Regions from separate parts of the Homo sapiens genome. Here region 1 is linked to region 2. Evidence: chromatin loops called from intact Hi-C (ENCODE). Cell type or tissue: PC-3. All regions are shown on one strand. Each heading gives the region's core, and the rest is flanking DNA. Links, peaks and the distances in the headings are about the cores only.

Region 1 (16,632 bases), core at 2,989-10,988, 140 kb before region 2:
CTCCCCACCTAAAACACTATTCTCCAAGTTATATCACAGGTTTCTACCTCACTGGTTGCACCCTCTCAGTATCTTTCTCCTAAATGAGATTTCTAAAATCTAGTGTGCCACAGGGCTCTATTCTTGGCCCTCTTCTCTTTCCATTTATCCTCTCTTTCCTGGGTGATCTCATCTAGATCCAAAGCTTCAAATGGTTGATGACTCTCAGACTGAAACCTCTAGTCTAGACCTCTCTTCTGAGGTTTAGATTTCTGGAGACAACCACTACTCTACATCTCCAATGGGATATTTAATACACACTTCAAACTTATCCCTTGGTATTATCTGGGACCACTAGACTGGAGATTTGTTTTTTAAATTTGTTTCTGGGCAGTTCTATTTGTAAGGATTGATATTTCATGAATTTATTCTTTCTTAGAGGTATTCAAGAGCAAACAGAACTCTTACTTGTTTTTAAAACACACTCATTTTGTCTTGCAATTACCATATGGGTCCATTGGACTCTTTCATAAATCTAAGATATATTACAGGGCCTCAGTGATCTTATTTTTCCTATACCTTAAATCTTTCGGTAATCCATCATCCTGAAAATTATTTCATCATTATTTATCAGTTATTCCCAACTATATTTTTAAAAATCTAAAATTGTAAGAATAATAGAATTGCCTAAAAGGATGCTGTACTACTATACCCTCCTTCAGTTTTCTTATTGCATTACTCAAAGTATTGCCTCATCTTTTGTTTTTCACCTTTTATTTTAGGTTTGGGGGTAGAAGTGAAGGTTTGTTACATAGGTAAACATGTGTCAAGGGGGTCTGTTGTACATATTATCTCATCACCCAGGTATTAAGCCCAGTTCCCAATAGTTATATTTTCTGCGCCTCTTGCTCCTTTCACCCTCCCCATCAAGTAGCCCCCAGTGTCTGTTGTTTTCTTCGTTTGTAGGTTCTTATCATTTAGCTCCCACTTGTAAGTGTGAACATGCAGTATTTGGTTTTCTGTTCCTGCATTAGTTTGTTAAGGATAATAGCCTCCAGCTCCATCCATGTTCTCACAAAAGACATGATTTCATTCTTTTATGGCTGCATAGTATTCCATGGTATTTAGGTGCCACATTTTCTTTATCCAATCTGTCACTGAGGGCATTTAGGTTGATTCCACATCTTTGCTATTGTGAATAGTGCTGCAATAAACATTCACATGGATGTGTCTTTACAGTAGAATGATTTATATTGGTCTGGGTATATACCCAGTAATGGGATTGCTGGGTCAAATGGCAGTTCTGCTTTTAGGTCTCTGAGGAATCATCATACAGCTTTCCACAATGCTTGAACTAACTTACACTCCCACCAACAGTGTATAAGTGTTTCCTTTTCTCTGCAATCTCACCAGCATGTTATTTTTTGACTAATGATAACCATTCTGACTGGTATGAGATGGTATCTCACTGTGATTTTAATTTGCATTTCTCTAATGATCAGTGATATTAAGATTTTTTTCATATGCTTGTTGGCCTCATGTATGTCTTCTTTTGGGAAGTGTCTGTTCATGTCCTTTGCCCACTTTTTAAATGGGGTTTTCTCCCCTAAATTTACTTAAGTTCTTTATAGATGCTGAATATTAGACCTTTGTCAGATGCATAGTTTGTAAATATTTTCTCCCATTCTGTAGATTGGCTGTTTATTCTGTTGATAGTTTCTTTTGCTATGCAGAAGCTCTTAAGTTTAATTAGATCTCACTTGTCAATTTTTGCTTTTGTTGTGATTGCTTTTGGTGTCTTTGTCATAAAATCTTTGCCGGTTCTATGTCCAGGATGGTATTGCCTTGGTTGTCTTCCAGGGTTTTTATAGTTTTGAATTTTACATTTAAGCCTTTGATCCATCTTGAGTTGATTTTTATATATGGTGCAAGGAAGGGATCCAGCTTCAATCTTCTGCATATGGCTAGCCAGTTATCCCAGCACCATTTATTGAATAGGGAGTCTTTTCCCCATTGCTTGTTTTTGTCAGCATTGTTGATGATCAGATGCGTGGCCTGATTTCTAGGCTCTCTCTTCTGTTCCATTGGTCTATGTGCCTGTTTTTGTACCTGTACCATGCTGTTCTGGTGACTGTAACCTTGTAGTATAGTTGGAAGTTGGGTAACATGATGCCTCTGGCACTTGTTCTTTTTGCTTAGGATTCCCTTGGCTATTCAGGCTCTTTTTTGGTTCCGTAAGGGTTTTAAACTAGTTTTTTCTAGTTCTGTGAATAATGCTGTTGGTAGTTTGATAGAAATAGCATTGAATCTGTACATTGCTTTAGGCAATATAGCCATTTTAATGATATGGGGTCTTCCTATCCATGAGCATGGAATGCTTTTCCATTTGTTTATGTCTTCTCTGATTTATTTGAGGAGTGTTTTGTAATTTTCATTGTAGAGATCTTTCACCTCCCTGGCTAGCTGTAGTCCCAGGTATTTTATTCTTTTTGTGGCAACTGGGAATTCGATTGCCTTTCTGATTTGGCTCTCAGTTTGGCTGTTGTTGGTGTATAGGAATGCTAGTAAATTTTTGTACATTGATTTTGTATCCTGCAACTTTGCTGAAGCTGTGTATCAGCTGGAGGAGTTTTCAAGCTGAGCCTATGGGGTTTTCTTTTTTTTTTTTCTTTGAGATGGAGTCTCGCTCTGTCACCCAGGCTTGAGTGCAGTGGCGCAATCTCAGTTCACTGCAAGCTCCGCCTCCTGGATTCATGCCATTCTCCTGCCTCAGCTTCCCAAGTAGCTGGGACTATAGGCACCCACCACCACGCCCGGCTAATTTTTTGTATTTTTAGTAGAGATGGGGTTTCACCATGTTAGCCAGGATGGTCTTGATCTCCTGACTTCATGATCCGCCCACCTCGGCCTCCCAAAGTGCTGGGATTACAGGCGTGAGCCACCGTGCCCGGCTGAGACTATTGGGTTTTCTAGATATACAATCATGTCATCTGCAAACAGAGAAGACTTCCTCTCTTCCTGTATGGGTGCCCTTTATTTCTCTCTCTTGCATGACTGCTCTGGTAAGGACTTCCAGTACTATGTTGAATTGAAGTGGTAAGACAGGACATCCTTGTCTCATGCCGGTTTTCAAGGGTAATGTTTCCAGCTTTTGCCCATTCAGTTCAATGTTGGCTGTGGGTTTGTCATAGATGGCTCTTATTATTTTGAGGTATGTTCCTTCAATACCTAGTTTATTGAGAGTTTTTTACATTAAGGGATGTTGAATTTTATTAAAAGTCTTTTCTGCATCTATTGAGATAATCATGTAGTTTTTGGTCTTTAGTTCTGTTTATGTGATGAATCACAATTACTGATTTGTGTATGTTGAACCAATCTTGCATCCCAGGGATGAAGCCTACTTGATCATGGTGGATTACCTTTTTTATGTGCTGTTGGATTCAGTTTGCAAGTATTCTGTTGAGGATTTGTACATCAATGTTCATCAAGGATACTGGCCTGAAGTTTTCTTTCTCTGTTGTGTCTCTGCCAGGTTTTGGTATCAAGATGATGCTGGCCTCATAGAATAAGTTGTGGAGGAGTCCTTTCTCTTCAGTTTTTTGGAATAGTTTCTGTAGGAATGGTGCCAGCTCTTGTTTGTACATCTGGTAGAATCTGGCTGTGAATCCATCAGGTCCCAGGCTTTTTTTGGTTGGTGGTATTGTCTCATCTTTTGAAAAGAAGGCTGGAAATCCTATCTTTGTATTTTTGAGGGTTTCAGTAAACACGGTTGAAAATTCAGAATATTTCATTTTCTACCCATAATGGCAAAGAGAAGAAAACTGACAAAGAAAGATATTTCACAGTTATTAGATGGTGAATGTAAAGAGGCAGGTAGTAGTGAAATCTCAGGTTATGAATCTTCAGATGATGATATCCTAGATAAATTTTCTGAAACTTAAGAAGGAATGAATGTACAATATGATTTTTAAGGACAAGAAGTACTTTTAGCCAGACAGTCATTCAACAGGAAACTTCATTGTGCAATATGTTACAAGATCCTAGACCATCCCATTTAGTTAAAAGAATATGTGGTAGTATTCATTGATCTTTTTATGATGTTTATGAAGCTAAATTTACTTGATGAAGTTCATAGGTAGACAAATGCTGATGATAAGTATCTATATAAAAAGTGTGGAGAAAAAATAACTGATGTAGAAATAACAAATTTCATTAAATCGATCATTCTCATTAGTTGATAAATCTAAAAAACAAAAATACTTTTCAATTGAAAGTGTTTATCCTTTCTTCAACAAAATCTTAGCCATCAAAGTTTTCAAAAATACTGCCTTTTGACAATAAAATGCAAAAACCAGAAGTAATGATAAACCCAGAACATATTAAGAGATTCATTTTAAATCTGGAAATCAGTATTTATATAATGTATATGTTACAGGTTTGTATATAGCAATTGATGATTATATTCAAAGGACTTTTTCTCATTTTGAATATGTATGTGTCTTCAAAACCAGGAACTTACAGGATAAAAAAAATTGGGTTTGCTATGGTTAAATTCTTATTAAAGTTTCTAATAAGGTTGTTTTTCATTGTTTACTTGTGTTAATTATTTATAAAATAACTTAGAAAATGAACAGGCACAGTGGCTCACACCTGTAATATCTGCACTTTGGGAGGCCAAGGCAGGAAGTTCACTTGAGCCCAGGAGTTCAAGGCTGCAGTGAGCTATAATTGTGCCACTGCATTCCAGCCTAGGCAACATAGTAAGACCTCGTATCCACAAAACAATAAAAAAATTTAAAACTAGCTGGGTGCAGTGGCACACTCTTGTAGTCCTAGCTGCTACCTGGGAGCCTGGGGTGGAAGGATTACTTGAGCCCAAGAGTTCAAGGCTGCAGGGAGCTATGATCATGCCACTGCATTCCAGTCTGGGCAACAGAGTGAGATACTGTCTCCAAAAAAATATAAAAGTAAAAAACATAAAAATTGAAAGTAAACAGGGTATAATGGATTCAGATGGCAAATGATAATAATGACTTCCGGGGGATACTGAGAGTTAACACAGCCAAAACAGAGAAAGTGCTCTCAACTCATAGCTTCACTTCCAATCTCAAGAGTTGCCCATTTCAGCAAACAGCATTCATTATACACTTTATTATTCAGATCAAAAAATTAGGGCCATCCTTGACTCTTTCTTTCATACCACTCCAATCCATCAGTCAAATTCTACTTGCTGCCCTGAATCTCCATTGCACCCACCTGGACCCAAGCCACCAGCACAAGCAACGATGTCCTACCTGGTCTTTCTACTTCCACTTTTGTTTTCTTCTTGTCTGTCTTCCACACAGATCATAAACATCTCACTTTGAAAAACAAACAAACAATCTAAAGGTTTTCCAACACATTTCCAAAAATCCAAACTCCTTCTTATGGCCCACAAGTTCCTACGTGACCTGGTTTTTGGCTACTTCTCCAGCATTACCTCTTCTTACTCTCCCACTTAGTTCACTGTTCTTCAGCCACATTGGCCTCCTTTCTGTCCCTGAATTTATTGTCACCACATAGTTCTTTATGCTGGGAAATGCTCTTAGAACAGGTGCCCTCATGGCTTCCTCTTCCTCATCCTTCATGACTCAATTCAAATGTCACCTTTTCAGCAAAGACTTCTTTGACTCCATCTAAAAAGCTCTTGCCATACAGTATGCCATTCATAATTGGTCAATACCTATTTTATCTTCTCTATATTTATCAGTATTATTTATAATTAAATTTATCTTATTTATACACAGCTTATTATCTATCTATCCCCTCTGCAATGTAATCCTCTTAAGAACAGAATATATCTTCTTCACCACTGCAATCCTACCACCAAGAACAGGAACTAGCACTTAAAAGGTACTCAAATATCGGTCATTTAATTGACAAAATCTATGAAAATTACCATATAGTCCTTGCTGAGGACAAGATGAGAAATGTACGGGGCAGCACATGACCTCCATTCTCCAACTTAATTCAGTATTTCTTATCGAATAAGACATAGAAATGTCTGCTTATCAACCTGTTACTGTCGTATAATCTCAAACACAAATTGACTTTCAGATTAATTGTAAGGGTCAAATGGGAAATTGTAGATTTGTAAAAAAGAGATAATGATGGCTCTGCCCTCCTCCAAATTCCTTTCCTGAAAGAAAAGTCTGTTTACAGATATCAAGCAAATGAAAACCTGCCAAATTTTGATCTCTTTCAACAATCATGTTGGTTTAATTCCACTGAAAAAAAGAAATATGACTCAGAACAATATAGGAGCCAGTCAGGCTCCTTCTCTTCCCCTGACTCATGACTGCGTACTAGCGAGCCAACTTTAAGCAAACACAACCTAGTAAAACACAAAGGAGCTTGGAAAGCCTTTGCATGAATCAGCTCAAAAACATGTGTATCCAACTCAACTCTCATATTAATTCATACCTATTCTTACTAATTCCAAAAGTTTTTAATTTTCTCTTTGGTTTCTAGATATAACCAATCGGCCTGCAAATAAATGGGAACTGTATCTCCTTTTTTCCAAAAGCCCTGCTTCTAATTTCTGTTATGTTTTATTGCATTGTCTAGAACTTGGAAAAAAAAAAAAAAGGCTGTATCCGCAAGCCTCTTTATTTTATCCTATTTTCATAGAAATGACTCTATCATTTCATTATATAGCAAGATACTGGGATATTGGTTTGGACAGAAATTCTTCTTTGTTTTTCTTTAACTGAAGAAGTCTTCATCCAAACCATTAAATACTTTTATAAAGAATGAATATTGAGTTTTATCAAACTCTTTTGTGGCATTAAGATCACCATGTGGTTTTTCATTTTTAATCTAATATTCACCTACTTTTTAAATTCAATGTATAACTTATGTTATGAAATGTTCTTTTAATATCCTGCTGAATCTGATTTGCTAGAATTTTATATTGACTTTTCCCATCCATATTCATGACTGAACTAGGTCTGTATTACTACTTTTTGGTACTTTATCAAATTTGAGATTGAAATAAAATGAACTGGATAGCTTTCTATATGTATATGGGTATGTTACAAAACAGTTGGATATAGAAAATTATTTCCTAGAAAGCTTACAAGAATGTGTCTGTGAAACAACTTAGGTTGTTTTTTATGTTTGAGAGGGAGAGAGAGAGAGGATGGGTTTCTAAATCTCACTATTAAAGAAAAAATGGGGCCGGGCGTGGTGGCTCACGCCTGTAATCCCAGCACTTTGGGAGGCTGAGGTGGGCGGATCACGAGGTCAGGAGATCAAGAACATCCTGGTTAACATGGTGAAATCCTGTCTCTACTAAAAATACAAAAAAAAAAAAAAAAAAAAATTAGCCGGGCGTGGTGGCGGGCGCCTGTAGTCCCAGCTACTCGGGAGGCTGAGGCAGGAGAATGGCGTGAACCCGGGAGGCAGAGCTTGCAATGAGCCGAGATCATGCCACTGCACTCCAGCCTGGGCGACAGAGCAAGACTCCATCTCCAAAAAAAAAAGAGAGAGAAAAAAGAAAAAACGGAAGAGGTTATTTGACTATGCAAGTCCTTATTTAATCAGAAAATACTGAGTACCTCTCTCTGTGCTAGGCAAGAATAAGCAAAACAGCCATCAATTCTACCATCAAAGAAATTATGATATACTTGGGGAGAAAGAGACATAAATACCCAGAAATAATTGTTAATAGTGTTAAGTATGAAAACAAAGTATAAGGAGCTATGAGAGCAGATGGCACAGGGACCCAAACCTAGTCTGTGAAGAGTAAGGTTCAGTTTCCCCATGACATGAAACTTGAGTAGAAATCTAAGGATTAATAGAAATTAAGTGTTCAAAACACACAAAACAAACAGGACGTGCAAAGGTCCTGGTGCAAAAGAGAACAGTATTAGATGAACAGAAAGAAGATCAATATGGCCAGAGTGCAGGAGCCCAAGGGAAAAGAATGCAAGGCCTGGATGGCAAGAAACAGGTCAGATCAGGGAGGACTGGAAGACAAGTTGAAAGTATCTATCTTTATCTTGAGAACAATGGGAAGCTATTTAGGGGAATTTCAAGCAGAAGAATGACATAATCACAGTCTTCTATTTCTCTAGCTGATTTTTATATCTGCTAGGAAATTTTAGATTTCATCAAGATTTCCAAATATATTACCACACAACTCTGCATAGCAGTCTCTCACACTATTTAGGATCTCTCCCTGATCCTCTTTTTAACTTTTTAAATGATTTCCCCCGTTCTTTTTCTTTTCCAATTAGATTTGCTGTAGGTACTCATATATTATTGGGATTTTTCAGAAAGTCCACTCTCGAATTTATCCTACTGTATTTCTATGTCATTTTTATTATTTCCTTCCTCCAGCTTATTTTTTTATTTCTACCCTGACCCACTATTTATCTTTTAATGAACAAGAGGTAATGCCCAGAACTATGACATCTATTCTGGACCACACATTAATTTTTCACGTATGCCTTCTCTGGTTCTACTTCTTGTTTATTCTGTACCTAATCTCCAATACTACATACTTCAGATTCATGTTTCTGGCTATATTTTCAACAATAATATCACTATTTCCCTTTTTCAAGGTTGATAAGGATGATGATGACTATCATTTACTGAGCATTTACTATACACCAGGCACTGTTGTAAGAACTTCACATGAATCCATTTAATTCTCATTGAAATTCTGTGTAATACAAGAACAGAAAACCAAATACCGCATGTTCTCACTCATAAGTGGGAGTTGAACAATGAGAACACATAGAGACAGGGAGGGGAACATCATACACCGGGGCCTGTCGAGGGATGGGGGGCTAGGGGAGGGATAGCATTAGGAGAAATACCTAATGTAGAGATGGGTTGATGGGTGCAGCAAACCACCATGACATGTATATACCTATGTAACAAACCTGCACATTCTGCACATGTATCCCAGAACTTAAAGTATAATAAAATAAATAAATAAAAGAAATTCTGTGTAATAGATACTAATCCCTATTTTATAATGAGGTAACTGAGACAAGAGAGGTAAGGTAATTTGCCCGAGGTCACACAGCTACTAAGTGAAATTAAAATGTACGGACAGGTCATACTTGTTAGCTTGACTCCAGAGAGTAAGCTGCACTGCCTCTTATGGGTAAAAAGTAGTTAGCCTTTCTTCTCTTGAACTGAATCAGGCTAAAGACTGAGCTAAGCTACCCCTAAAGGAAGAAGACCCTGAAAACTAATTTAAAACAAGCAAAATATGCATCCCAAATAATAATTATCAACCAAATGGCTTTTTCAGTTTTGTTATTTATAATTCTATTTGAATTTCATCTACATAAATGGCTTGCATAATTCCTGTTCTTACTCATTTAGTGGCATACTGTTAACCTAATAGAAGATCAGTTTTGGTAACTCTTCTAGAGATATCTGAGGTATATGCTCTGTTTTTTGAGAATAATGTTTAATATAGAAAAGGGTCAGCATAATTATATTATTTCCTATGCACCATTTCTTATCTACTTGCTATATTATGGACATAAAGTGGCATGCTAATACTTCCCACAAGGGGAAGCAGTAGATAGCATGATGGTTAAGTGCACCAGCTCTGAAATCAGATTGCGTGTTGCTCTCTTCTCATACTAATGTGTATATTTAGCTCCTTGACAACTCACTTCACCAAGTATTATTGTTTAAAGTCTTAGCCATAAAGGCCTATCATAGCTAATTATCCCTAAAGAAGAATACAGGCATCAGCCAAATCAAACAGAGCAGAAACTCCCCAAATGGGCTATCTCCACTATGTAAGGGCTAGCTCTACATTTCCTGTTTAAAACATGCAGCTGCCCACAGGCAAGCTAAATCAAACAGACTACTCCAATAGCAGTATGTCTTCACATTCTGTTTTACCAAGTTATGTTCATTCTCACTGCTTTTATGCCAATTTGTGATTATGCAATTTAATATTTAATTAAATATTATGAAATATGAGTACAAAAAGGGTGTTTCTATGAAAACAGATAAATGTTTTGGGAAAACACTGAAAGCTTTGGAAAGGTAAATCTCAAAATGTTAGAAAAGAAAAATTGTTATAAAAAATATAAAAATCGAGTAGGATTCCATACTCAGTTTGCTAAGCTCTTGTTCTACTTTATGGAAATTTGAATTGGAAACAGGAGACAAGCATTATATGTTGTTTATGCAAGAAAGATGACAGCAGTCTCCAGTCAGTATATGCTTTAAGTTAAAAATCAAATGCTCATGAAAATTTATATCAATTTATGTAATTCCCTATCTTAATTGTCATTTTCAATTAATCAACCATTGGCTCCACTTGTATCCTATACATACAAGAGAACACTAGGTGGCATTCAGGCTAGGCTGAGCTGGTCTGCTTTCCCATGAAGAACTTGTAACATATGTGCTTATATACTTATAAAGTATATCATGCAACTGCTTACTTATAAGGGTCTGACTTTTGCGTGCACAGTGGAATGTATCAATTTGCTGGTCAACTTATTAATTCCACTCTTGCTTGTTGATGGATAATCAAAGTAAGATTTCCTGCTATATTGCTTTGGGGATACTGAAGGAAGAAAAAACCTCTTTATTTCTTTGAGTAAAATTTCTTCACTGAGTCTTTCTAATCTTGGGTTTTCCTTTGTCATGTTTTCCTTGTTTCCCCCTCATCCTACTTTAATCTCCTTTTTGGCCTGTGCCACTTTGCTGAATGGGCAAATCACCCTAGAGGTTATTTAATCCTATTCAGGTCAACAGAGAAAAAAGTATACAAAACAACAACTGCATTTGTGGGGTTTTTTCCCACTATAAAATATTTTAAAGTAGTTGCTTCTAAGAGGCTGTCATAGATCAACCTTTATTGTCAGTGCAAACTCACAGTACTGCATTCCCATCATAACTTTTCTCAATAGATTATGAAAAGATATCAAATAAAAATTAAAATTTAAGGGAACAATGAGGCTTCAGTGTGTGTGTGTGTGTGTGTGTGTGTGTGTGTGTATGTCTATGCACATAAGTTAATCCAACAAAATTAACACATAAATACTTGGCTAAATCTGATGTCCTAATGGAGTAGTTACAGTGAAGTCCCATAGAGAGATCATCAATCTTTAGAACATAATTCAGACTAAAATTCTGCAATGAAGCAGCTTTCGGATCAAAACTCCAAAAATAAATGAATGCCAAATGACTTCACTGAACCTTAATCCTAAACAGAAGACCTTATGGCTACTACATACCTTGACTTACTAAAAATTACTTCCCCTTCCTGAAAGGGGAAATTGGGTGACATAAGCAAGGTCCTTTCTTTGCAGGAAAAAAACAAAAAGGAATCAACAGTTTGCCCTGCTTCTGCTCAGGAAAGAAAGATATTGTGATCTCTTGTTCTTTATTAAGCAAAGAATATCACTCCAGAGCAAAAAGTGGTCATTTCAGCATGTCTGTAAGCAGCACTTATAATGGAATGCTTCAGAATCCCTTTTGAGAGCTAAGGAAGTAATTGTGAAGAAACGTTTATTATCCATCCACCCTCATTTACCTAACCAGTTGGGTGATTGCCAATGGAAGGTGGGTAGACAGGAGAAAAAAGTAATGTGTACAGACACACTGCCATAGCAATTAACATCACATTTATTTCTACTACATGTTTACCTTTTCTAGAAAACATGTACAAAAATAGAAAAGACAATGTTGCAGAATAAAAACCACTGCACAGATGAAATTGTTAATAGTTGGGATTATTTTCTCTTCTTAATGCCGTGTTCCCCAGGGAAATATACATATAGTTGCTTGATCATACTACCCATTTCCACCTCCAAAAAAAAAATTCCCTCCTTAATTGATGTCTATTTCCTTATAAGGAACAAAAGTCTCAAAAATAACATTGTTCCAGCAATGATCTTCCTTAGGACATTTTCGAGAACACTTGGCATCAAAAAGTGAGTCTTATGGTGTACCATAAATGAGAAGGGTGATAAAACTGCATATGTAGGGAGTTTTAAAATATATAATATTGTGTACAATTTTAAAGATTTATAAATCTGCACAGTTTTGATTATTTTCTTTAACATATATAAATTATTAAAACAAATCCAAGATGATGAAGAGTATCTGAAGAAACCAGAGAAGAAAAATAGTCAACTATCTGTATACTCTCAAAGCTGTTTACGATGAGATCAATTTTACAGGTTAAAGCCTGTAATAAGCCTTATAGAAAGTTTATCAGTCCATTCTTCAAGCTAACATAATCCTGATAACAAACGGAGTAAGGATAGCTTCCTCTAATACACATGATGGACCAATTTCATTTATGCAGATATACTGAAAAATTTTTCTTTTGAAAAGTTAAAAATTCCTTTATTTTTCATTCCTGGTACCACTACCACAATTTACAGGGCAATATACTTGATGTAATGAAAAGAAAAAGAAAAAGACAAAGCTACAACAGATAAAAGACCTCAGGAATGTACATCTAATTGACACTACATTGCATTAATCAATAACTGCACTTTTTGCAAACTGTGGCTATGACAGTCCTGAACAAGAAGGGTTTCCTGTTTAAGCTGCAATAACTTTTCTGACTATGGATCATCGTTCCTTCTGTGGCAGATTTTTACAGTTCCTCTAATGCATTTGGGAGGACTGTCTCAAAGTAAGCTGCAGTTTTCCTGACAACTCCTCGCTCTCTCTCCTACTAAGAACTGTAGCCCTTTTCTGCTGTTTTTCGAACCTTCTGCTACCATATCCACCACTTCCACCACCAGATCCATAACCACCACCATAGGGACTGCCCGAGCTTCTTCCACCAGAACTGTCCCCTTTCACGGGTCCATAATTTGATTGCTGTTGTCCACTATAATTTCCAAAATCATTATAGTTCCCACCACCACCATAGTTACCACCGCCAAAATTTCCTCCTTCATTGTAACCATCATATCCTCCACCACCTCCACCATATCCACCACCTTGGTTTCCATATCCTGGTCCACCACCACCATAGCCCCCTCTACTACTATAACCAGGACCACACCATAGTTGCCACCATCACCTCCAAATCCATTATATCCACCATCACCTCCTCCATAACTACCTCTGCTGCCACCACCTCCACCACCATAGCTCCTCCACCACCTCCAAAGTTTCCTCCGCGACCCATAAAATTGCCAGATCCACCTCCACGACCTCTCTGTGATCCAGCAGACTGCATCTCTTGTTTAGAAAGGGCCTTTTTCACTTCACAATTATGCCCATTAATAGTGTGGTATTTCTGAACAACAATTTTATCAACTGTATCATGCTCATCAAAAGTTACAAAAGCAAATCCTCTTTTTCCCACTCTGCCTGTCTTCCGTAACTTCTATGGTTTCAATTTTGCCATACTTTTCAAAGAAGTCTCTCAAATTATATTCTTCTGTATCTTCTTTAATACCACCAACAAAAATTTTCTTCACTGTTAGATGGGCACCAGGCTTTACAGAATCCTCTCTAGAAACAGCTGTCTTTGGTTCCACTACACGCCCATCAACCTTGTGTGGTCAAGCACACATTGCTGCATCCACCTCTTCAACACAAGAATAAGTCACAAAACCAAAGCCCCTGGAACGTTTTGTTTGGGGGTCTCTCATTACCACACAATCTGTGAGTGTGCCCCATTTCTCAAAATGTTCTCTTAAACTATCATCTGTAGTTTCAAAGCTCAGACCACCAATAAACAGTTTTCTCAACTTCTCTGGTTCCTTTGGATCATGGCCCTCCATTTTGAGACCAGACTCGCCTCTTCCAACTCGAGTTCAATATCGATATACTGAAAAATTTTTTAATCAGCAAACTGAATGTTGATAATAAACTCAATCTATTGGGAAAAAAAAATGCACTTGCAGATAATTTATCCAGAATCTCCAGGATCTACTCTGTTCTGGATGGATGTCGTCTCCAACGGTCTGGAAATTTTAACCCCCAAATGTTAAAATGATGAAAAAATATAGATCCAGCCCCAAATCTTCTAAGTGAATTCATTTGTTTTTTCTTAATATTACATGATTTAAGGATTGAAGCCTCTCTCTCTGTCACACACACACACACACACACACACACACCATAAAAGTAATGCAACACTTATAAAGGATTTATTTGCTGCCTCAAAGTAAGACTAAACGAGGAAATTCACCACTCATGCATTATCTGCTATTCCACTGTGACGTCATTCTCATCAATTACGATCAGCAACTTCTTATCTATTTTGCTTAGACTAGGCATCTATGTCCTCATTAACTTTTTACTATCCAGCATATCACATTATTGCCCCCTGATATTGCAAAATATTCTTTTTTTTTTTTTTTTGAAATGAAGTTTTGCTCTTGTTGCCCAGGGGAGTGCAATAGCGTGATCTCGGCTCACCACAACCTCTGCCTCCCAGGTTCAAGCAATTTCCCTGCCTCAGCCTCTCAGGTAGCTGGGATTACAGGCATGCACCACCACGCTGGGCTAATTTTGTATTTTTAGTAGAGATGGGGTTTCTCTATGTTGGTCAGGCTGCTCTTGAACTCCCGACCTCAGGTGATCTGCCCACCTCGCCTCTCAAAGTGCTGGAATTACAGGCGTGATCCACTGTGCCCGGCCTCTTTTTTATGTTTTATTTTTTAGCAACTAATGTAACATTAAAAATGCATCGAGGGCCGGGTATGGTGGCTCATGCCTGTAATCCCAGCACTTTGGGAAGCCAAGGTGAGGTGGGAGGATAGCTTGAGCTCAGCCTGGGCAACATGGTGAGATCCCATCTCTTAAAAAAAAAAGGCATTTAGATCATAATACCATAAATCATTGCTTTAAAAGAAATTAGGGTTACCTACAGGAAGAAATCTCACTATTAATCTGAGGAGGCATGTCACAGCAACCAAAGAACTCTGATATTAGTTTATAGGACAAGAATGCAGAAATACTGCCACACACAAATTATTTATCAATTAAAAAACATTTCGTATCCAATATTTAACGGAATATCTGACAATTCTGCTCTTATACTGGTGATATAATGTGAAAGGAGAAGGGTAGGTTCAAATTTCCCAGTTACTTCAACTCCCAAACAGTAGCCTCAGTGAAGAAAGGATCTTTATTAGAATAATCATATTACTCCACTCAAAAGAGAAGGCCTATTCTAATATTATAACCTAAGCCTTGTTGTAACATACATCTTCAAGAAATATTTGAAGAGAATTAGTCAAATTAGCTGTACGTGCTCACATAGAAAGATCACCAAAAAGCCCAGATATGACTTTCAGCCTAGATAATTATTCTAGAAACTCTGATAGCCTCCACCATGTACCACTGCCTTGAAAGAAGCTTCTTGGCTCTAAGACGGGTTAAAGAAAATAATTAAAAGCATTATTTGCCCATTATTTACATCTGTCTACTTAAAATATAATGAATATTACCAAAATTAGAATAAGACATTCCTATCATAGCTTCAGCTTTTATTTTTAGTCATTTAGTGGTTGCCAGGGGCTAAGCAGAAAAGTAACTGCTAATGAATATGGGTTTCCTTTGGGGTGATAAAAATGTTCTGGAATTATATATTGATGATAGTTGCACAATTTTTTTTTTTTGAGACACAGTCTTGTTCTGTCACCCAGGCTGGAGTGCAGTGGCGTGATCTCGGCTCTACTGCAACGTCCGCCTCCCAGATTCAAGCAATTTTCCTGTCTCTGCCTCCCAAGTAGCTGGAATTACAGGCACATGCCACCATGCATGGCTAATTTTTGTATTTTTAGTAGAGACAGGATTTCACAATTTTGGCCAGGTTGGTCTCCAACTCCTGACCTCAGGTGATCCACCTGCCTCAGCCTCCCAAAGTGCTGGGATTATAGGCGTGAGCCACCGCTCCCAGCCGCACAATTTTTTTTTAATTTCCCAGTTTTATTGTGATTGCTATGTTTTTAATATTTATCCCCTCCCAAAGTTACGTTGAAGTTTAATTCCCATTGTAATTGTATTAAGAGGTGATACCTTTAAGAGGTGATTAGCCCATGAGGGCTGTGCCCTTATGAATGATTTAATGCTACTGTCTCAGAAGTAGGTTTCTCATAAAAAATGAATTTGATCCCCTTTCCTTTCCCTTGACCTCTCTTTGCCCTTTTGCCATGGGACAATGCAGCAAGAAGGCCCTTGCCAGATGCCAGTCCCTGACTTGGACTTCCCAGTTCTAAAACTGTGAGAAATATATTTCCATTCATTATAAATGACCTAATCTCAGGTTTTCTGTTACAGCAGCACAAAATAGACTGTCATAGTTGTAAAATACACATAACATAAAGTTAACATATTAATCATTTTTAAGTGTACAGTTCAGTAGTACTAAATACATTCACACCATCATGCAACCATCATCACTATTCAAAACATTTTTATTACACCAAAATGAAACTGTTTACCCATTAAATACTAATTCCGCATTCTATCCTCCACTGCACCCCTGGCAACCACCATACTACTTCCTGTCTCTATGATTTTTGACTACACTCTATACTGCATAAGTAGAACCATATAGTATTTGTCTTTCTGTGACAGACTTATCTCAGCATAATGTTCTGAAGATTCATCCATGTTGTGGCATATGTCAGATTTTAATTGTTG
Region 2 (16,632 bases), core at 4,172-12,171:
TGGGGGCCAGAGGGATTGCTGCCCTTAAGGGAGGGACACAAGCATGGCTGGCTTCACCACCTGCTGATTGTAGAGCCCCAAGGCCTTGATTGAACATAGACAGTAGCCAGGGAGTAGTTACAGCAGGCCTGGGCAGGACCCAGTGCTGTGCTGGCTTCAGGTCTGACCCAGTGCAGTCTCAGAGGTACTGGTCACAGGGATGCTGGTGTCACCCCTCCCTCAGCTCCAGGCAGCTCAACACACAGAGAGAGACTCCATTTGTTTGAGAGAAAGTAAGAAAAGAGAACAAGAGTCTTTGCCTGGTAATCCAGAGAATTCTCCCAGATCTTATCCAAGACCCCATGGGCGTACCTCTACGAGTCTGCAAGAACCAGTGTTACTGGGCTTGGAGTACTTCCTAAAGCAGATATGGCTGCAGTGATCAAAAACTTAGGTCACCAAACCCAAGTCCCTTCAAATACCTGGAAAGCCTTTCCAAGAAGGACAGGTACAAACAAGCCCAGATTATGAATAACTCCTCAAAGCCCAGGCACCAACAAATATCCATAAGCATCAAGACCATTCAAAAGAGCATGGCCTCACCAAACAAACTAAATAAGGCACCAGGGAACAACCCCAGAGAGACAGAGATATGTGACCTTTCAGACAGAGAATTTCAAATAGCTGTTTGAACAAAACTCAAAGAAATTCAAGGTAACACAGAAAAAGAATTAAGAATTCTATCAGATAAATTTAACAAAGAAATTGAAATAATTAAAAAGAATCAGGAAGAAATTCTGGAGTTGAAAAAGGCAATTGACATACTGAAAAATGTCAAGATTCTCTATCAGCTAGATTCCCCTTCTCCTGAACAGCTCCTCAGCCTCTCTAGGTTTGCCTCTCTAATCTTAGCAGCTCAGAAAGCAAGCACGAAAGGAAATAAAACAAAACAAAAACCAAACGTTGTATTTAAGGTCAAGGTTTACCGGGGTACCAGTCCTGGCTCTGCCCTATGAGCCACATGATTTCAACCAAGTATGTTGTCTGAATCTTACCTTTCTTATCTGTAAAATGTGGATAATGTGTTTCTTGCCATTTTCACGGGGTTATTACGAGGGCTAGATGTGTTATTCTATATGCAAATGCTCTGAAAACCTAACAAGCAGTATTGGTTTGTTCACTTTTGTGACCCAGCCTGGTGGGTCAGAGAAGTCTTCCTGGAGGAGCAGATGTTGGGCCTGAGGCATGGGGAAGGCAGAGAGTTAGCAAATGAAGAAGGTTCTAGATTGAAGCAATGGTATGAACAAAGCCAAGGAGTTGTAAAGTGGCAGGGTGAGCTCAGAGAACCATGAGCACCTCTGTATTCTCAGCTGAAGAGAGATGGGGAGATGCAGACAGGGCTTGGGTCAGGAGAGTCTGGTAGGTTCACCAAGAACCCTGTGGCCCTGGGGCCATAAGAGCTATGGGAAGGTTTTGGTAAATGAATAATGTGGTATAACAGTGTTGTAAAAAGACTGCTCTCATGGCAGAGTGGAGGGTGAAATGGAGGGAAACCAGAATGAAGCTGGAGGTGCGGTCAGGATAAAGGCCTTAACCAGTGCAAAAAGTGAGGATAGAGAGGAGGGGTGAGGTCAATAAATATTTAGAAGACAAAATTAGCAGCACTTGGTGATGAGTAATGAGTGTCTTTGGATAATAAAAATTGGCAAGTTTGATGATTGGTCCTTGGCAAAATGCTGTAGCCAATTTTTGGAAACAGTAAATGAACATTTCATTTAGAAATTAAAATGGTGGATTAATTTAGCCTCAGAACACATTGACTATGAACAAATCATACCAAGCATGTCTCATTTCCTCTTTACAGAATAGTTATTTTTCCAATATAAAATAATAAATGCTTATTTTAGAAAACTTGGAAATTATCGAAAGCTAGGATAAGAAAAAGTTCTGCTACCCACTAATTAACATTCCTGTCAGTATTTTTCTAAGAAGATCCTTTAACATGGTTGTGATCATTCTGTCCACTAAGTCTAACAGTGTGTGATATTTTTTTCTCTTAACATTACACCTCAAACGTATTTATTTTGTAACAAAATCTTTGTAAATATTATTTTAAATAGATAATATTGACTGTCTATGGATGTGCTTTAATTCATATTTTATGGGATATTTGTTTCTAATGTTGGGATATTTAAAATAATAATTTCATTGATATCTTTATATATAAAGTGCTTTCCATGTATGGGACAGATTTCCTTAAGATAGATTTCTTAAAAATGTTTACAGTATCAAAATATACAAATGTTTAAAACCTTTTGTTACATGTTATCAAACCTCTTTCAAAAAGGATTGCAACAATTTATAATGCCACTGGTATTGTAAGGTTATCCATTTCACAATATCTCTTCCTGCAGAAAATCATCATTAAAAACAACTAAACAAAACCAAAACACTTTGCTAACTTGATTAGTAAAAATGCCAACTCATGGCCAAGCATGTGTGACTCACACCTGTAATCCCGGCACTTTGGGAGAGCCGGACAGGAGGATTGCTGCAGCCCAGGAGTTTGAGACCAGCCTGGGCAACGACACTTTGTCTCTACAAATAATTTTGTCTCTACAAATAATTTTGTCCCTACAGATAATTTTAAAAATTAGCTGGGCATGGTGGCATAGGCCTGTAGTCCCAGCTGGCCTTAAACAGGGCAAAAAGTGAGGATAGAGAGGAGGGGTGAGGTCAATAAATATTTAGAAGACAAAATTAGCAGCACTGGGAGGCTGAGGTGGAAATATCCCCTCGACTGGGAGGTTGAGGCTGTAGTGAGCTGTGATCACACCCCTGCACTCCAGTCTGGACGACAGAGTAGGGGGATAAAAGTCAACTCATTTCATTTTCTTTGTTTTTACAAATATGAATAATACACACATACGGGAGAAAGTAAAATAGTATAGAAAGGCATAAAATGAGAAAGCAAAAATCTCCCCCCTTCCACAACCCCAAACCTACCCGCTTCCCCAAAGCAACCACTGCAAAAAACTTACTTGTGAATACCTTTCTGAAAAAATTGTTTATTAAAGTTTCTAAAATAGTACTAGGTACTATTTATATCCGAGGGTTCTAGGTCTGGAAACCTTTCCATGTCAATGCATATAGTTCTACTCTATGAATATATAAAAATTTATTTATCCAGTTCCCTATGGATTGATATTTTGTTTATTTTCAATATTTTGCTATTGCAAAGAATCCTGCAATGAACATCTTTGAATTAAGATCTCAGTGTACTTGTGCAGCATAATTCCTGGATATGAAATTATTTTCAATCTTACATTTTAAAATGTTTACAGCAATTTATGATCTCACCAACAATGTGTAAATGTTTATTCCTTCACACTCTCACAGATAAGCCTTTTTTATCAATCTGATAGATGAAAAAATGTCATCTCCAGCCAGGCACGGTGCCTCATGCCTGTAATCCCAGCACTTTGGGAGGCCGATGCAGGCAGATCACCTGAGGTCAGGAGTTCAAGACCATCCTGGCCAACATGGTGAAACCCCATCTCTACTAAAAATACAAAAATTAGCAGGGTGTGGTGGCACGTGCATGTAATCCCAGCTACCTGGAAGGCTGAGGCAGGTGAATCACTGGAATCCGGGAGGCGGAGGCTGCAGTGAGCCAAGATGACACCACTGCACTTTAGCCTGGGTGACAGAGCAAGGCTCCCTCTCAATAAAAAAAAAAAAAAAGGTCATCTCAGCGCACACTCATTCATAAATGTTTATTGAGCTCCTACTTTGTGCCAGGCCCTGCTCTAGATGCTTGGGACACACAACTGAACAAAGCAAAGATTCCTGCCCCTATGGAGCTAACATTCTAACACAATTAACAATAAGCATAATACATAATAAATCATAGTACACAAGTAAGTCAGAAGAAGATAAGCTCTGGATGCACTAGAACCTCTGCTTTTGCTGCCTCTGAAACAGAACGTCATGGCTACCTTTGTCACAGCACCACCAGAATGGATTTTGGTCAGTTGCTGCTTCTTAACCTCACTGGTTCTTGCCACGAAATTTAGGACTAGAGTATCTGATTGGTGAAGGCTAGATCATGTGACAGCACTCTTACTGTAAGGGTGGTTAGGAAAGTGAATATATGGAAATTTCAGATTCTTTGCTGAATAGAGGTCTTTGTCTCATAAGGTGGGGAGGAGATTCCTCAAACCCAAGGGGAAGTTCAGTCACTGAGCAGCTAAAAGGAATGACAAATGTCTACACACTGGTGTTTGATTCCCTTTCACAAGTGCCTGGGCAAACCTTAGGGAGTAGAGGTCCCAAAAGTCAAACTAGATCTGGTAAAGTAGGTACCCAGAGTGACCAGGGGCAGATGTAACCTGATGAGCAAATGTAGGTAGAAGCCTAAGGTCAAAACTTAAGGATCATGACCAGTTATTGGGCCTAAGGGAGTAATGCAAATATTACAGGAGTGGAAGCTACATATCCCTGGATACTAGGAAATTTAGGAAGAATATAGAGCTTGCCTTCACGTGTAGAAGTGTTGTCATATGGAAGAGTGATCATATGTATTTTTGGAAACTGCACTGGGCAAAGCCACATTTATCATGTATCCAGCAAATATGTAGTAAGTAACTGATATATACTAGTTCCTGCTCTAGGCAGTAGAAATACAACAGTGAACAAGGCACATAAATTCCTACTGATATAAAACTGGCATGAGTTGGGGGAGTAAATTATAAAAAGAATCACACATTCATATGTATAATATAATGTTAGCGTTAGATGATATGAAATAAAATAGAGCAGGGTAAAATATACAGTCGAGCATGGAGCAGGATAGATAATGCAGCTGGAGAAGGCCTCTCTGAGATGGTAGCATTTGAGCAGAGACTTGAATGAAAAGAAGGAGCAAGCCCTGCAAGCATTTGGGAGAAGAAATTCCAGACAAATAAAAACCAGCACAAACGCCCTGAGATGGGAATGCACATAGTATGTTGGAAAACACTGAGAAGCCAGTGTGGCCAGAGAGCAGTGAGTAGTAGGAAATGAGATCAGAGAAACAGTCATGAAACCAGGTATTTCAGGCCTATAATTATAGGCTGAGGTAAAGCATTTTGATTTATTGTAAATGTTATAGAAAACTATCAGAGGACCTTGAGCCAGAGAATGACATGATTTGGCTTACATTTTATAAGGACTAGTTAAGGGGCTTCTATGGAGAATTGATTGTAGGAAGGACAAGGTAGAACCAGAGAGATAAGTTAGGAGGCTACTGTCATGGTCTAGTTCAGAGGCAACGGTGGTAACAGTGGGTGAGAGTTTCAGAGAGACACGGTGTAACTTTGTATAAGGAAAACCTCCAGTTATTACAACTGTCCAAATATAGAATGGTCTGGGTGCTAGAGATGAGATTTCTATATTGGGAGGGGTTTGGTCTAGGACAGGAATCAGCAATCTATGATCCAAAGCTGGCCCACCATCTGTTTTTATAAATAAAGTTTTATTGAAATACAATTATACTCATTATTGTCTATGGCTACGTTTGCACTACAAAGCAGAGCTGAATAGTTGCAACAAAGAACATATGGCCTGCAAAGCCTAAAATATCTGTTTTCTGTCTCTTTACAAGAAGAGTTTGTTGATCCTTGATCTGGAAGACTCCTCTGGTTCTTCCTCCCTTCCAGAGTTCCTAGAATTCCATATGTAATTGTTCACTTGACATTTTTATGTTATCTTTGTTCCATGTGGGTAGTAAAGACTTCACAGATGGGAAGCTTGCTTTCTACTTCTTAAGTAGGTCTTTCTATTGCCTAATTGTGAACATTTGGCAGTTTCTTTAAACTACACTCTTAATTGGGAGGTCAAGTATAGAGGTCATTATCACTTTGTAAAGAAAAAAAATTGTTCCAAGTTTCTGAGTACATTACTATCTAATATTTTCCTATAGATAAAGAGTGTATGCCATTGGCAATACCTATGAGTTAGCTTAGCAGTTGCTTAACAAAGTCATCTTGATAATTTTAAGAATGATATATGGGGTTAAGAATCAAATGTTTGAAGCTCAAGGGAAGATCTTTTTCCTGGCAATACACGTGGACCAAGGGTAATAGAAACAAGTACAGTAACTTAGCAGCCAAAAGAGGTTGATCCAGCTCTCTGGCTTCTTCTGAAGAGGCAAACAGGTCATATGTTTGGAGAAGTGAAGGAATTGCATACCTAAATAGACTATTACATTTCTTTTAATGAATGACAGGAATGTTTGTACAAGATACAAACCAATCTTAGTTATCCAACAAAAGGCAGCAAGAGCTTCAAGTCTACCATGCAAATCCCTGGAATTTGATTTGCAAGTAATTCTTATTCTCTCACACGAGGGCATTGGAAGAACAACAGTGCTGAGCAAGAGCAGAAATTCTTCATAAGAATTCTAAGAAAGAGAGAAAAGGGGAGTTTCTTACGTAACAATAGGTGTGAGAACAGAGAAAAGGGGGGCAAGAGGGTCACTATAGGCACCACTGATACTTATGGTGAGCTAATGCCATGCTGCTAGCTTTCCAGAAAGCAGAGACTCCCTTTCCCTTTGCCTCTACTAACAACAATATCAGATGAACTTCTATTTTGAAAAATGCTATCATTAGGCATTAGGACCAATTATGAGGAATGGATTTTTAAAAATTGAAATTCATTTTCATCTCTGAATCTACACACAGACACACAGACATACACACACACAAACACACACAAGCAGCTTAGACAATTATTCAGACAATTCAGACAAAAATCTCAAAATCTGTTACTTGTTCTTTATCTCCTCTAATTATCAATACTGATCATATCAACTAGACAGGCCATTGCTCTCCTCTCTTCTCTCTATTTTGTGTTCTTTGTGTAGAAGCATAATATTAATAAATAGATTGAAATCCTAACGCAGTATTCACTGCTGGTTTCAGGGGTTGCCTGGGGTCATCATTTGGGCAATACTCCAAAATTATTAGTTCCCTCTGGATTTTTAGTGATATAGCAACCTAATCAATTTTAAATAGTTTTATAGAATATTAATATCAGTGTTGCATAAGAACCTTTACTTCTGAAGCTTAGCTTTTAAAAATTCTTCCTAGAGCACCCTTCTTCAAACATATGTAGGCTAAAAGCTATTTGATATGTGACTGATCATTTATGTATACACACCCATGTTTACCCAGTGCTTCTGAATCACTTATGACTAATTAATCTAGTTAACCATTACAGGCTGCATAGCAAGTGATACTACAAATACCACCTTGTATTTTTTTACATAACAGAGGCAGAGCACTGGCAAAGGAGTTGTAAAAAACACTTCACCAAGCAACCTGGGACAGGCTGCTGGACATCTCTGAGCTTCTGTTTTTTTCTATCTACAAAATGGAAATATGTATGTATTTCCATTTTATCTAACTATATGTTTGTACCATTAACCTTTCCCACTCCCTGCCTACATTATTCTTTCCAGCCTCTGGTAACCATCATTCTACTCTCCATCTCCAGGAGTTCAATAGTTTTAATTTCTAGCTCCCACAAATAAGTGAGAACATGCAAAGTTTGTCTTTCTGTGCCTGGTTTATTTCACTTAACATAATGATCTCCAGTTCCATCCATATTGTTGAAAATGACAGGATAAATATGTATGTATTTCCATTTTATAGATACATATATATGTATTTCAATTTTATAAATATATAAATACATATGTAATATATATATATATCCTACTAGATGAAATTATTTTAAGATCATGATTCTGAATGGACTAATTACAAATGGATAGCACAGACAGGATTATTATTATACTATTATAGAATACCTTGCTTTATATTAGACCCTAGACTTCCTTGGAACAATTCTATGTCTGGCAAAAAGCATGGTCATTATTCAGTAATGGTCTTAGTAAGAAAATATTGAGTCAATAATTATGAATACCAAGATTCAATTTTTAAAAAAATTTTTTATTTTTAACTTTTCTGCTTATATAGTAGGTATATATATTTATGGGGTACATGAGATATTTTGTTACAGGCATACAATGCATAATAATCACATCAGGGTAAATGGAATATCCATCATCTCAAGCATTTATCCCTTTTTTGTAACAATCCATTTATACTCTTTTAGTTATTCAAAAATATACAATAAATTATTGTTGAGTGTAGTTATTCTATTGTGCTATCAAATACTAGATCTTATTCATTCTATCTAACTACATTTTTGTAACCACTATCCTTCCCCCTTCCCTCACCCGACTACCCTTCCCAGCTTCTGGTAACCACCATTCTACCCTCTATCTCCATGAGTCCAGTGGTTTTTATTTTTTGCTCCCACAAATTGGTGAGAACTTGCAAAGCTTGTATTTCTGTGCCTGGCTTATTTCACTTAACATAAGACTTCCAGTTCCATCCATGTTGTTGCAAATGACAGGAAGTCATCCTTTTTTTATCACTGAATAGTACTCCATTTTGTATAAGTACCATTTTTTTTATTATACTTTAAGTTCTAGGGTACATGTGCACAACGTGCAGGTTTGTTACATAGGTATACATGTGCCATGTTGGTTTGCTGCACCCATCAACTCATCATTTACATTAGGTATTTCTCCTAACGCTATCCCTCCCCCAGCCCCCCAGCCCCCAATAGGCCCTGGTGTGTGATGTTCCCCTCCCTGTGTCCATGTGTTCTCATTGTTCAACTCCCACTTATGAGTGAGAACATGCGGTGTTTGGCTTGCTGTCCTTGTGATATTTTGTTGACAATGATGGTTTTCAGCTTCATCCATGTCCCTGCAAAGGACATGAACTCATCCTTTTTTATGGTTGCATAGTATTCCATGGTGTATATGTGCCACAATTTCTTTATCCAGTCTATTATTGATGGACATTTGGGACATTTGGGTTGGTTCCAAGTCTTTGCTATTGTGAATACTGCCGCAATAAATATATGTGTGCATGTCTCTTTATAGTAGTATGATTTATAATCCTTTGGGTATATACCCAGTAATGGGATGGCTGGGTCAAATGGTATTTCTAGTTCTAGATCCTTGAGGGACCACCACACTGTCTTCCACAATGGTTGAACTAATTTACACTCCCACCAACAGTGTAAAAGAATTCCTATTTCTCCACATCCTCTCCAGCATCTGTTGTTTCCTGACTTTTGAATGATTGCCATTCTAACTGGCATGAGATGGTATCTCATTGTGGTTTTGATTTGCATTTCTCTGATGACCAGTGCTGATGAGCATTTTTGCATATGTCTGTTGACTGCGTAAATGTCTTCTTTTGTGAAGTGTCTGTTCATATCCTTTGCCCACTTTTTGATGGTTTTTTTTCTTGTAAATTTGTTTAAGTTCTTTGTAGATTCTGGATATTAGCCTTTTGTCAGATGGGTAGATTGCAAAAATTTTCTGCCATTCTGTAGGTTGCCTGTTCACTCTGATGATAGTTTCTTTTGCTGTGCAGAAGTGCTTTAGTTTAATTAGATCCCATTTGTCAATTTTGGCTTTTGTTGCCATTGCTTTTGGTGTTATAGTCATGAAGTCCTTGCCCATGCCTATGTCCTGAATCATATTGCCTAGGTTTTCTTCTAGGGTTTTTATGGTTTTAGGTCTAACATTTAAGTCTTTAATCCATCTTGGTTAATTTTTGTACATGGTGTAAGGAAGGGATCCAGTTTCAGCTTTCTATATATGGCTAGCCAGTTTTCCTAGCACCATTTATTAAATAGGGAATCCTTTCCCCATTGCTTGTTTTTGTCAGGTTTGTCAAAGAGCAGATGATTGTAGATGTGTGGTGTTATTTCTGAGGTCTCTGTTCTGTTGCATTGGTCTATATATCTGTTTTGGTACAAGTACCATGCTGTTTTGGTCACTGTAGCCTTGTAGTATAGTTTGAAGTCAGGTAGCGTGATGCCTCCCACTTTGTTCTTTTGGCTTAGGATTGTCTTGGCTATGTGGGCTCCTTTTGGGTTCCATATGAAATTTAAAGTAGTTTTTCCCAATTCTGTGAAGAAAGTCAGTGGAAGTACCACATTTTCTTGAGATACTCGTCTGCTGATGGACACTTGGGTTGCTTCCCAATATTGGGTATTGTGAATAGTGCTGCAATAAACATGGCACTGCAGATATCTCTTTATATACTAATTTGCTTTCTTTGGGGTATATACCTAGCAATGGGATTGTTGGATCATATGGTAACTCTATTTTTAGTTTCTTGAGGAATCTGCAAACTGTTTTACATAGTGGTTGTACTAATTTACATTCCCAACAATGGTGTATGTTCTCTTTGTATGTATGGTTCTCTTTTCTCCACATTATCTCCAGTATTTGTTATTGCCTGTCTTTTGGATAAAAGCCATTTTAATGGCTAAGAGTATATCTCATTGTAGTTTTGATTTGCATTCCTCTGATGCTTAATGATTTTTAGCACATTTTCATATACCTGTTTGCCATTTGTATGGATTCTTTTGAGAAATGTCTATTCAAATCTTTTGCCCATTTTTAAATTGGATTTTTATCCAAAAATTAGCTGGGCATGGTGGCACGTGCCTGTAGTCCCAGCTACTGGGGCAGCTGAGGCGGAAGAATCGCTTGAACCCAGGAGGCAGAGGTTGCAGTGAGCCAAGATTGCACCACTGCACTCTAGCCTGGCGACAGAGCGAGACTCCATCTCAACAAAAGAAAAGAAAAAAAAAGCTTCTTGACATTGGTATTCCATTGTGTGGATATACCACAACCTATCTATTCATTCAGTGATTCATGGACATTTGAGTAGTTTCTAGTTGGGTGATATTATGAACTAAGGTGTCTATAAATATTTGTATACATATTTCAATGAAGATTTGGGATATTTCTGCTTACTATATATTTAGGAGTAGCATTTGTGGGTCATAGGACAATTTCAGTTAATTTTTAATTCTAGAATTTATATTTGAATCTTGTTTATGCATTCCAGTTTTTTGTGAAATTCTCTTTTCTTCAACATATTATTTACACAATGTTAAAGTGCTACTAATTGGCTCATTTGTGAAGCTGCCTTTTAAAATTTTTTAATTTTTATTTTTTGTTGGTACATAGTAGGTGTTTATATGTATCGGGTACATGAGATATTTTGATATAGGCATACGATGCATAATAATCACATCAGGGTAATGAGGTATCCATCAACTCAAGCATATGCCCTGTCTTTGTGTTACAAATAATCAAATTATAATCTTTTCATTATTTTTAAATGTACAATAAATTATTATTGACTGTAAAAAAAATAAAATAAATTGGATTTTTAGATTTTTTTTCCTTGTAGAGCTGTTTTAGCTCCTTATATATTCTGGTTATTATTAATCCCTTGTGAGATTGATCATTTGCAAAGATTTTCTCCGATTCTGTGGGTTGTCTTTGCACTTCGTTTATGTTTCCTTTGCTGTACAGAAGCTTTTTAACTTGACGTAATCCTGTTTGTCTATTTTTGCTTTCGTTGCCTATGCTTGTGGGGTATTGCTCAATAAATTTTTGCCCAGGCCAATGTCCTGGAGATTTTCTCCAATGTTTTCTTGTAGTAGTTTCATAGTTTGAGGTATTAGATTTAATTCTTTAATTAATTTTGATTTGGCTTTTGTATATGGTGAGAGATAGAGGTCTAGTTTCATCCTTCTGTGTAATGGATATCCAGTTTTCCCAGCACCATTTATTGAAGAGACTGTCCCTTTCCCCAAGGTATGTTCTTGGCACTTTTGTTGAAAATGAGTTCACTGTAGATGTATGGATTTGTTTCCGGGTTCTCAATTCTGTTCTATTGGTCTATGTGTCTGTTTCTATGCCACTACCGTGTTATTTTGGTTAGTATAGCTCTGTAGTATAATTTGAAGTCAGGTAATGTAATTCTTTCAGTTTTTATTTTTGCTCTGGCTATTCTGGGTCTTTTGTGGCTTCATATAAATTTCAGGATTTTTTTTCTATTTCTGTAAAGAATGTTATTAGTATTTTGATAGATTGTATTGAATCTGTAATTGCTTTGGGTAGCATGGACATTTTAACAATATTAATTCTTCCAATTCATGAAGATGAAATATCTGTCCATTTTTTGTGTCCTCCTCAATTTCTTGCATCAATGCTTTATATTTTTTATTGTAGAGATCTTTCACTTCTTTGGTTAACTCCTAGGTATTTAATTTCATTTATAGCTATTATAAATGAGATTACTTTCTTGATTTCTTTTCAGATTGTTTGCTGTTAGCATATAGAAATGCTACTGATTTTTGTATGTTGATTTAGTATTCTGCAACTTTACCAAATTTGTTTATCAGTTATAAGAGTTTTTTAGTGGCCCATATGCTGAGGAGAATAATGTGTATTCTGTAGCCATTGGACAAAATGTCTGTAAATATAAAATCCATTTGGTCTATGATGCAGTCCAGTGTTTCTTTGTTGATTTTCTGTCTGGATGATCTTTCCAATGCTCAAAATGAGGTTGAGGTCTTCAGCTCTAATTGTGTTGGGGTCTATCCCTCTCTTTAGCTCTAGTAATATTTTCTTTATATTTCTGGGTGCCTCAGTGTTGGGTACATATATACTTATAATTGTTATATCCTCTTGGTGAATTGATCACTTTATCATTATGTAATGATCATCTTTGTGTCTTTTTATAGTTTTTGTCTTGAAATCTATTTTGGCTGATATAAATATAACTACTTCTGCTGTTTTTTTGGTTTCCTTTGAATACAGTCTTTTTCCATCCCTTTGTTTTCAGTCTATTTAGGTCTTTACAGATGACGTGTGTTTCTTGTAGGCAACAGGTCATTGAGTCTTGTTTTTTAAATCCATTCAGATTTAAATCCACTTGTTTTTAAAATCCACTCTATGTCTTTTGATTGGAGAGTTTAGTCCATTTACTTTTAATTTTATTATTGATAATTAAAGACTTTGTCCCGCGATTTTGTTTTCTGTTTTCTGTCTGTTTTGTGATCTTCTCTTCCTTCTTTCCTTCCTTCCTGTCTTCCTTTTAGTGAAGGTAATTTTCTCTGGTGGTATGCTTTAGTTTCTTGCTGCTTATTTTTTGTATAACCATTGTATGTTTTTCATTGTATATCTTCCTTTTAGTGAAAGTGATTTTCTCTGGTGGTATACTTTAGCTTTTTGCTTCATGGTTTTTTTGTACCCTTTGTATGTTTTTTGATTCGAGTTACCATGAGGGTTGTAAATAACATCTTATAACCCATTATTTTAAACTGATGACAACTTAACTCTGATAGCATAAACAAACTGAGAAACAAGCAAAAAGAAAACTAATAAAAACTCTACATTTTAACTTTCTTTTTTTTTTTTTTTTTGAGATAGAGTTTTGCTGTTGTTGCCTAGGCTGGAGTGCAATGGTGCAATTTTGGCTCACTGCAACCTCCACCTCCTGGGTTCAAGAGGTTCTCCTGTCTCAGCCTCCGAAGTAGCTGGGATTACATGCATGCACCACCATGCCCAGTTAATTTTGTATTTTTAGTAGAGACAGGGTTTCACTATGTTGGTCAGGCCGGTCTCAAACTCCTGACCTCAGGTGATTCACCCACTTTGACCTCCCAAAGTGCTGGGATTATAGGTGAGAGCCACCATGCCTGGCCCTACACTTTAACTTTGTCTGCCCACGGTTTTACTTTTTCTTGTTTTTACTTATATCTTTTTGAACTGTCTGGTTTTGTTTTTGCTTTTTTTTTTTTCCTTAAGATGGAGTCTTGCTCTGTTGCCCAGTCTAGAGTGTGGTGGCAGCACGATCTGGACTCACTGCAACCTCCGCCTCACAGGTTCAAGCAATTCTCCTGCCTCAGCCTCCTGAGTAGCTGAGATTACAGGCACGTGCCATCATGCCCGGCTAATTTTTATATTTTTAGTAGAGACAGGGTTTCACCATGTTGGCCAGGCTGGTCTTGAACTCCAGACCTCATGATCTGCCTGTCTTGGCCTCCCAAAGTGGTGCTAGGATTACAGGCATGAGCCACCGTGCCTGGCCATCTTATTGTACTGTCTAAGTCTTGAAAAGTTGTTTTTTATTATCTTTCTGTCTTTCTACTTAAGATATGAGTAGTTTACACACCACAATTACGGTGTTATAATAGTCTGTGTTTTTCTGTGTACTTACTATTACCAGTGAGTTTTATGCCTTCGATGATTTCTTATTGCTCACTAAAGTTGTGTTCTTTCTGATTGAAGAACTCCCTTTAGCATTTCTTGTGGGACAGTTCTGGTATTAATGAAATTCCTCAGCTTTTGTTTGTGTGGGAAAGCCTGTATTTGTCCTTTATATTTGAAGGATATTTTTGCCAGGTATACTATTCTGGGGTTAAATTTTTTTCCCTTTAGCACTTTAAATATGTCATGCCACTCTCCCCTGGCCTGTAAGGCTTCTACTGAAAAGTGTGCTGCCAGATGTATTGGAGCTGCATTGTATATTATTTGTTTCTTTTCTCTTGTTTCTTTTAGAATCCTTTCTTTATGCTTGACCTTTGGGAATTTGATTATTAAATGCCTTGAGGTGGCCTTCTTTGAGTTTAATCTGCTTGGTTTTCTATAACCTTCCTGTACTTGAATATTAATATTTCTAGGTTTGGGATAACCTCTCTGTTATCCTTTCCGTAAGCTTTCTACCCCTATCTCTCTCTCTCTACCTCTTCTTTAAGGTCAATACCTCTTAGATTTGCCTTTTTGAGGCTGTTTTCTAGATCTTGTAGACATGCTTCATTCTTTTTCATTCTTTTTTCTTTTGTCTCCTCTGACAGTGTATTTTCAAATAGCCTGTCTTCAAGCTCACTAATTCTTTCTTCTGCTTGATCAGTTCTGCTCTTTAACAGGCTCTGATGCATTTTTCAGTATGTTGATTACATTTTTCAACTCCAGAATTTCCTCTTGATTCTTTTTGTTTCCATTTCTTTGTTAAACTTATCTGATAGGATTCTGAATTCCTTTTCTGTGTTATCTTGAATTTCTTTGAGTTTTGTCAAAACAACTATTTGGCATTCTCTGTCTGAAAGGTCACATATCTCTGTCTCTCTGGGATTGGTCTCTGTGGCCTTATTTAGTTTGTTTGGTGAGGTCCTGTTTTCTTGGATGGTTTTGATGCTTATGGATGCTTGTCAATGTCCAGGCTTTGAAGAATTAGGTAGTTATTGCAGTCTTTGCAATCTGGGCTTGTTTGTACCCGTCTTTCTTGGAAAGGCTTTCCAGGTATTTGAACGGACTTCGGTTTGGTGATCTAAGTTTTTGATCACTATAGCCATATCTGCATTAGAAGTTACCCCAAGCCCAGTAACGCTGTGGTTCTTGCAGACTCACAGAGGTCCTGCCTTGGTGGTCTTGGATAAGATCTTGAAGAATTCTCTGAATTACAGGGCAGAGACTCCTCCCTTACTTTCTCCCAAACAAATGGAGTATCTCTCTGTGCTGAGCTGCCTGAAGCTGTGGGAGGGGTGACACAAGCACTCCTGTGGCCACAACCACTGAGACTGTGTTAGGCCACACCTGAAGCTAGCACAGCACTAGGTCTCACCAAAAGACCACCGTAACTACTGCCTGACTACTACCCACATTCACTCAAGGCCCTAGGACTCTACAGTCAGCAGGTAGTGAAATCAGCCAGGCTTGTGTCCTTCCCTTCAGGGTGGTGAGTTTCTCACTCTCCAGACTGGTGCAGAGACGCTGTATGGAGGCCAGGGCTTAGAGTTGGAAACCTTAGGGATCTACCTAGTGCTCTATTGTTCTGTGGCTGAGCTGGCACCCAAGCCATAAGGCAAGCCCTTCCGTCTCTCTTTCTTTCTTTTTTTTTTTTTTTTTTTTGAGACACAGTCTCACTCTGTCGCCCAGGCTGGAGTGCAGTGGCACAATCTTGGCTCACTGCAACCTCCGCCTCCTGGCCTCAAGCAATTCTTCTGCCTCAGCCTCCCAAGTAGGTGGGATTACAGGCTCCCACCACCACGCCCAGCTAATTTTTGTATTTTTAGTAGAGACAGAGTTTTATCATGTTGGCCAGACTGGTCTCGAACTCCTGACCTTAGGTAATCCCCTCGCCTCGGCCTCCCAAAGTGCTGGGATTACAGGCATTCCTCCCCCTCTTATTTCCCATTTCCACAAGCAGAGGAGTCTCCCCCCATGGCTACTGCTGCCCCAGGCCTGTGGCAAATGCTGCCTAGCTACCACTGATGCTCACTCAAGGCCCAAGGGCTCTTCAGGCAGCTTTTGGTAAATGCCACCAGGCCTAGGACTCTCACTTCAGGGCAATGGGCTCCCTTCTGGCCCAGGGAAAGTCCACAACTTCCATCCTAGAGCCAAGGCCTGGAATTGGGGGCCATAAGAGCCTGCTTGGTGCCCTTCCCCACTGTGACCAAGCTGGTACCTAAGCTCAAGTCAAAGACTCCTCTACTCTTCCCTCTGCCTTTTTTTCAAGCAGAAGGAGTCCTTCCATGTAGTCCTTAGATCTGCAAATGTGCTGGGTCACACCTGAAGCTAGCACGTCTCTGAGTCTCACCCAAGGCTCATGACAAATGCTGCCTTACTACCCCCTGCTGATTATTCAGGGCCCAAGGGTTCTTTGGTCAGCAGTTAATAAATTCTGCCAGGACTGGGTCCTTCCCTTCAAG

The links. A loop is a pair of places that touch in the nucleus more often than their neighbours do. Peaks named below come from ENCODE experiments on the same cell type or tissue, not always from the same donor. Only the 100,000 strongest peaks of a DNase experiment are listed, where the experiment ranks them.
Region 1: a loop joins it to region 2, with 4 times the contacts of the local background. A loop is called at or near these places in 3 of 110 quality-filtered maps.

What each region holds. Positions count from the first base shown.
Region 1 is chr1:113,446,828-113,463,459 of GRCh38, reverse strand. All of the region lies in intron 1 of MAGI3 (membrane associated guanylate kinase, WW and PDZ domain containing 3), which reads right to left. It also overlaps the pseudogene LOC100421402. Among named protein-coding and RNA genes, the nearest start is that of MAGI3, 65 kb to the right of the region's middle. In PC-3, for the core only: CTCF peaks have their summits at 9,538 and 10,339 (motif pointing right); DNase peaks (open chromatin) are centred at 6,309 and 10,369; H3K4me3 peaks cover 1,102 bases; H3K27ac peaks cover 2,732 bases.
Region 2 is chr1:113,311,047-113,327,678 of GRCh38, reverse strand. No RefSeq gene overlaps it. Among named protein-coding and RNA genes, the nearest start is that of MAGI3, 71 kb to the left of the region's middle. In PC-3, for the core only: no CTCF peak of the experiment used is centred there; a DNase peak (open chromatin) is centred at 7,198.